Regions from separate parts of the Homo sapiens genome. Here region 1 is linked to region 2. Evidence: chromatin loops called from intact Hi-C (ENCODE). Cell type or tissue: heart left ventricle. All regions are shown on one strand. Links, peaks and the distances in the headings refer to the core of each region. The heading gives the core; the rest is flanking DNA.

Region 1 (2,911 bases), core at 134-2,633, 170 kb after region 2:
TGGCTGTAGCTCTGCACAAGAGGCACAGAAAGACACTGATCTCTCCAAAAACTTGTTTTTTCAATGCATGTCCCAAACTTTACCTACCAGTAACTACTTCACTACTGTTTCAGAGAGTTTGGCTGATGATTCTTCTAGTCGGGACTCATTCAAACAAAGCCTTGAGAGCCTGAGCTCAGGCCTGTGTAAAGGCAGATCCGTTCTTGGAACAGACACTAAGCCAGGCTCTAAGGCTGGCAGCTCTGTGGACCGGAAAGTGCCTGCAGAGTCCATGCCCACCCTCACTCCAGCCTTCCCACGGAGCCTCCTAAATGCCCGTACCCCAGAGAATCATGAAAATCTATTTTTACAGCCCCCCAAATTGTCCCGAGAAGAGCCTTCTAATCCTTTCCTGGCATTTGTGGAGAAAGTTGAACACAGCCCTTTCAGTAGTTTTGCATCTCAGGCATCAGGTAGCTCCTCTTCTGCTACCACTGTCACCTCCAAGGTGGCACCCAGCTGGCCCGAGTCTCACTCCTCTGCAGATTCGGCATCTTTAGCAAAGAAGAAACCCCTCTTCATTACAACTGACTCCTCCAAGCTAGTATCTGGTGTTCTGGGCTCAGCTCTTACCAGTGGGGGCCCAAGCCTCTCTGCCATGGGGAATGGCCGCTCCAGCTCGCCCACCAGCAGCCTCACTCAGCCCATTGAGATGCCAACTCTCTCCTCTAGCCCCACAGAGGAGAGGCCAACTGTGGGGCCTGGGCAGCAGGACAATCCCCTCCTCAAAACCTTTAGTAACGTCTTTGGCAGGCACTCAGGCGGCTTTCTGTCCTCCCCGGCAGATTTTTCACAGGAGAACAAAGCTCCTTTTGAAGCTGTGAAAAGGTTCTCACTGGATGAACGAAGCTTGGCTTGCAGACAAGACTCGGACTCCAGCACCAACAGTGACCTGTCAGATTTGAGTGACTCTGAGGAGCAGCTGCAGGCTAAGACAGGCCTGAAGGGAATTCCAGAGCACCTGATGGGGAAGCTGGGCCCCAATGGGGAGCGCAGTGCTGAGCTGTTGCTGGGCAAAAGCAAAGGGAAGCAGGCCCCCAAGGGCCGGCCTCGGACTGCCCCCCTGAAAGGTGATCCTGCTGGGGCTATATTTGGGCTTTGCTCTGGCACTGGGCTCAAATGCCTGTCGTGTTCTTGTGCAGCAGAGGCACTCACTTTGATGGAGAGTTCTGTAATCTCATAGAATTACAGAGCCAAGAGGACCTGGCAGAGGCCCCTCGTCAGGCCTGGTTCAGGGCAGGATTGCATCTAAACCGGCACTGTAGGAGGAGTATCTGTCCCAAATAATGATAATCCCCCAAAGGAGGACTCTTGATCTTCCTTGGCGGTCAGTTATTTTTGGTCAGGAACTATTTCTTTGCATTTGTCTCATCCCTTTTTACTTCACTTTGGCCCATCCTCTTTACTTCAGAGGGGTTACTGGGAACTGGTATCCATTCCCACATAGCAGACATTTGTAGACTTGATGAAGCAGAGAGAATCACCCCTCAGTTTGCTCCTCTCTGAAACCTACATAAGGATTTTAACAGCTCTATCAAAATCCATTAACTTGTGTGGTGTGAGGTTATGGTCCAGAAGCGGGTAAAACAAAGTCTCATGGTAAAAGCAGCTGTTCTCAATAGGAATTGCTATGTTGTGGGAGCTCAAGAGGTCCTGATGAACAGAATAGCCATATCGTGAGAGACTAGAGGCAGGTGATGGCTACATTCTGGCTTCTTATGTTTTTCACATCCATATTCAAAGTTGTTTTGCCATAGTGGGGCACTTCCCACAAGTTCTGCATGGTTCTTAGCTCCCAATGGAAGCTTCTTTGCTCCTTGCTTTCCCTTCCTGTCAAGGATGGACATAATGGGTACATGCCCAAGCAGGGAAAGGAGTAGCAACCCAGGTCAGAACAAATGTCTGTCCCCAAAAGAATCATGCTATTGGTTCCTGTTTACACCTCATGACAAACTTTTCTTCTCTCCCCCTTGCCACAGTTGGCCAGTCAGTGCTGAAAGATGTAAGCAAAGTGAAGAAGCTGAAGCAATCTGGAGAGCCCTTCCTGCAGGATGGGTCATGCATCAATGTGGCACCTCATCTGCACAAGTGTCGTGAATGCCGCCTGGAGCGGTACCGGAAGTTTAAGGAACAGGAGCAAGATGATTCTACTGTAGCCTGCCGTTTCTTTCACTTCCGGAGGTACCCAAACTCCTGTTTTCCTCCTTTGCTAGTTTTCATTAGTGACACATAACTTCCACTCTTTCTCTGAGTCTATAAACATGTTTCATCATCTTGGTCTTTGCTTTCCTCAACTCCTTTGCTCTCAGCGTCTGTGAAGAGGCTCTGGCATAGTAGTCACTTAGTTGTTTGGATTGTAAAATGACATGTGATTTTGTCCTTGGAGAATTAAAATTGAGCAGTGTTAGCTGCAGCTCTGTGCTATTCCCTGAGTAATTCCTAACTTGGGTTGGTTCTATTTGAAACCACTATTATAAGCAGAAGGACTGCATTTCATATTATGGATCTACCTGACTGCTTATTCCTCCTCAGTGCTAGAGTAACTTGAGTCATGTTAAAAAGACGGGGAGGTAAGATTTGGAGATAATGTGAAGCATCTTTGAAATAGATATAACTGATGGAAATGTGGGAATATCGTCTGCTTTTACCAAACAATATCTCTTTAGTTACTTTTCTTCTGCTTGATAAACTTAGAAGGGGAGTTTCTTCTGAGTGACCTTTCAAGAATCTTTAATTTTTAAAGTAAATCCAAATGGTTTACCAATATGGTGTGGATTCACTTAGCAAATGTTTATTGAGCATTTAATGTGTGCCAACCCTTGTTCTGGCCATTGAATATTCAGCAGTGAACAACAAAAAAATCAAATTTCAG
Region 2 (2,911 bases), core at 234-2,733:
TGCAGTGAGCTGAGATTGTGCCATTGCACTCCAGCCTGGGCGATACGGTGAGACTCTGCCTCAAAAAAAAAAAAAGTTAGAAGGGAGAGAGTGACTTCCTTGTTTTTGGTTTATTAATAATAAATACAGGCTGGGCACTACGGCTCATGCCTGTAATCCTAGCACTTTGGGATGTCTAGGCAAGTGGATCACTTGAGCCCAGGAGTTTGAGACCAGCCTGGGCAACATGGCGAAACCCTGTCTCTACCAAAAACACAAAGATTGGCCAGTCTCATAACCCAGTCCCTAAATAAATAGATTAAAATTTTTTTTAATTAAAAAAATTTAATAAAAAACAATAAATACATCAAAAGGCAGTGATGTAATGAAGAATTAAGAAGTCACTGTCGGCCAGGCACCATGACTCCTACCTTGGGAGGCCAAGGTGGGTGGACTGCTTGAACTCAAGAGTTCATGACCAGCCTGGACAACATGGCAAAACCCTATCTCTATAAAAAAATACAAAACTTAGCCAGGTGTGGTGGCATGCTCCTATAATCCTAGCTACTCAAAAGGCTGAGGCAGGAGAATCTCTTGAGCCCAAGAGGTCAAGGCTGCAGTGAGCTGAAATTGCACCACTGCACACCAGCCTGGCTGACTGATTGAGACTCTATCTCAAAATAATAAAGAATAAGAAGGGGCTGGGCGTGGTGGCTCATGCCTGTAATCCCAACACTTTGGGAGGCCGAGGCTGGTGGATCATGAGATCAGGAAACCGAGACCATCCTGGCCAACATGGTGAAACCCCATCTGCACTAAAAATACAAAAATTAGCTGGGCGTGGTGGCACATGCCTATAATCCCAGCTACTCTGGAGGCTGAGGCAGGAGAATCCCTTGAACCAGGGAGTTGGAGGTTGCAGTGAGCTGAGATCGCACCACAGCACTCTAGCCTGGTGACAGAGCGAGACTCCGTCTCAAAAAAAAAAAAAAAAAAAAAAAAAAGAATAAGAAAGAAAGCACTTCAAGCTTCTAAATACCACTCCCAAGTTTGTCACACATGACAACGTCGCGAACAACTTTATCCAGTCGCGTGCTGCCCCACTGAATGTTCTCCAGCGTTCCTTGGGGGCTGTAGTCTGGTCAAGGCTGATCCTCACCTAAAGTCCTTCCTGGAAAAAACTCAATTGCCTTTTTCTTCTGTGATCCCGGCTTTGTCCGACAGATGGAACCATTCCCTCCCTCCCCGCTCTTCAAAGGGCTTGACCGGAAAAGGTGTTTGCTCAAGAGCGATGTGGGACCAGACACCAGAGACCAAAGTAGAGAGAGGCTAAAGAACTTACTAAATCTAAGCCCGATGAGAACTGAAAGAACAGTCAGTTCCCAGCAAGGTTTCTTGACTTAGGCATTATTGATATTTTGAGCTGGTTAATTATTTGTTGGAGGTGGCAGTGGGTAGGAAGGAGGTGGGTGCTGTCCATGTATTCATTTAACTACAATTTATCTAGTTGTTACTATGTGCCAAGCTCTGGGAATAGACTGTTGAATGAAACAGTCAATTCCTGCACTCAGACATTTTTTTCTAGTGGGGGAGAAAGATGATAAACAATCATACAAAGAATTATGTAACAACAGTTACCATAAGTGCAGTGAAGGAAAAGCTTAAGAAGCTATGATAGGAGGCCTGTGCCAGGCTGTGGGCAAAGATGGCCATAAGTCCTCCATCCCTGGATATGTGCCCCTTTACAATATGACTTTGCATCAAGCGGTGAGTCTGTGTCCCTGCCTTTGAATCTGTGTTAGCCCTGTGACTTGCTTTAACCAATAGAAAGCAGTGAAAGGGATGTTATGTGACTTCTGAGCCTCAGTTTCAAGGGACCTTGCAACTTTAACTCTTGCCCTCTTGCTGCCCTGAAGGAACCAGGTTAGCCTCTTAGCTGTCCCAGATATTCCAGCTGTCCCAGTGGTTCCCACCATTCCGGCTGAGGCTTCAGATAGATGAGTGAGGCTATGCAGGAACAGCCAGCACCCAGTCAACCTGACAACTGACTGCAGCTGCAGAAGTGACCCCAGGCAAGACTGAACCCAGTCAGAATTGCAGAAAAATGAGCAAATACATGGTTGGGGGTTATTATGCAATGATAGACAACCAATACAAGGCCCTAACCTGGTCTAGGGCTAGAGGAGTGGATCAGAGGAGGCTTCCTTGAAGAAATTAGTCCAGCTAAGACCTGGAGATAGACCTAGAGTCAGCCCGGTAGAGCATAGGGGAAGAGCATTCAGGCAGCAGAGACAGCAGGTTAAGAACTATATGTATCTGAGGACCTAAGCAGGGAACTATATGTATCTGAGGACCTAATCAGGCAACACCAGATGGTCTGAAGAGAAGAGAGCCCAGCAGTATAGACAATGACCAATGAGCGGTGTGCTGTACTTAACCCATCACCCACCTCCATTCCCAAACTGACTTTTAGTTTTTGTTTTTTTATCACATTCTGGATACATCCATGGGCCGTGTCAAGCATGTAAATTTCATCTACTATGTATGTTGAAAAATTAAAGAGTTGAAAATACCTGTGGACATTAACCTGTCTCCTAGAAGCTAGGAAAAGGTTGAGTTACAGTCTTTTGGGGATGAACAATATGAAGATGACAAAGCAGGCTGAGCACGAGGAAAAAATGTATTTTTAATAGTTGTGATGACCATCAAAGCTATTATGACCCCATCTTCACTGATCTAAGCTCATACTTAAATGGAAATTTACTTGAAAAGCCCTTTCTTTGCATAATGGAAAGGCAGGCTTGTCCAATTCCATCTCCCCAAGGTAATGGCCCTAGGATGTAATGGGAGGCCTCACTGCCAGCTCTGCTCATCGGGGGCTCTCAGCCTTGTGTAGCCCAGCTTTGGTAACCCCCCTTCCCAGTGTCCTTTA

The links. Hi-C counts contacts between places; a loop is a spot of excess contacts. Peaks named below come from ENCODE experiments on the same cell type or tissue, not always from the same donor. Only the 100,000 strongest peaks of a DNase experiment are listed, where the experiment ranks them.
Region 1: it touches region 2 in a loop (1.8-fold over the local background); 9 of 110 quality-filtered maps call a loop at or near these places.

What each region holds. Positions count from the first base shown.
Region 1 is chr5:138,391,153-138,394,063 of GRCh38, forward strand. It overlaps KDM3B (lysine demethylase 3B), which reads left to right. Exons shown (of 24, transcript NM_016604.4): 8 at 1-1,109; 9 at 2,019-2,220. Among named protein-coding and RNA genes, the nearest start is that of KDM3B, 40 kb to the left of the region's middle. In heart left ventricle, for the core only: no CTCF peak of the experiment used is centred there; a DNase peak (open chromatin) is centred at 1,099; H3K27ac peaks cover 1,555 bases.
Region 2 is chr5:138,221,761-138,224,671 of GRCh38, forward strand. No RefSeq gene overlaps it. Among named protein-coding and RNA genes, the nearest start is that of CDC23, 9.9 kb to the left of the region's middle. In heart left ventricle, for the core only: a CTCF peak has its summit at 1,194 (motif pointing right); no DNase peak of the experiment used is centred there.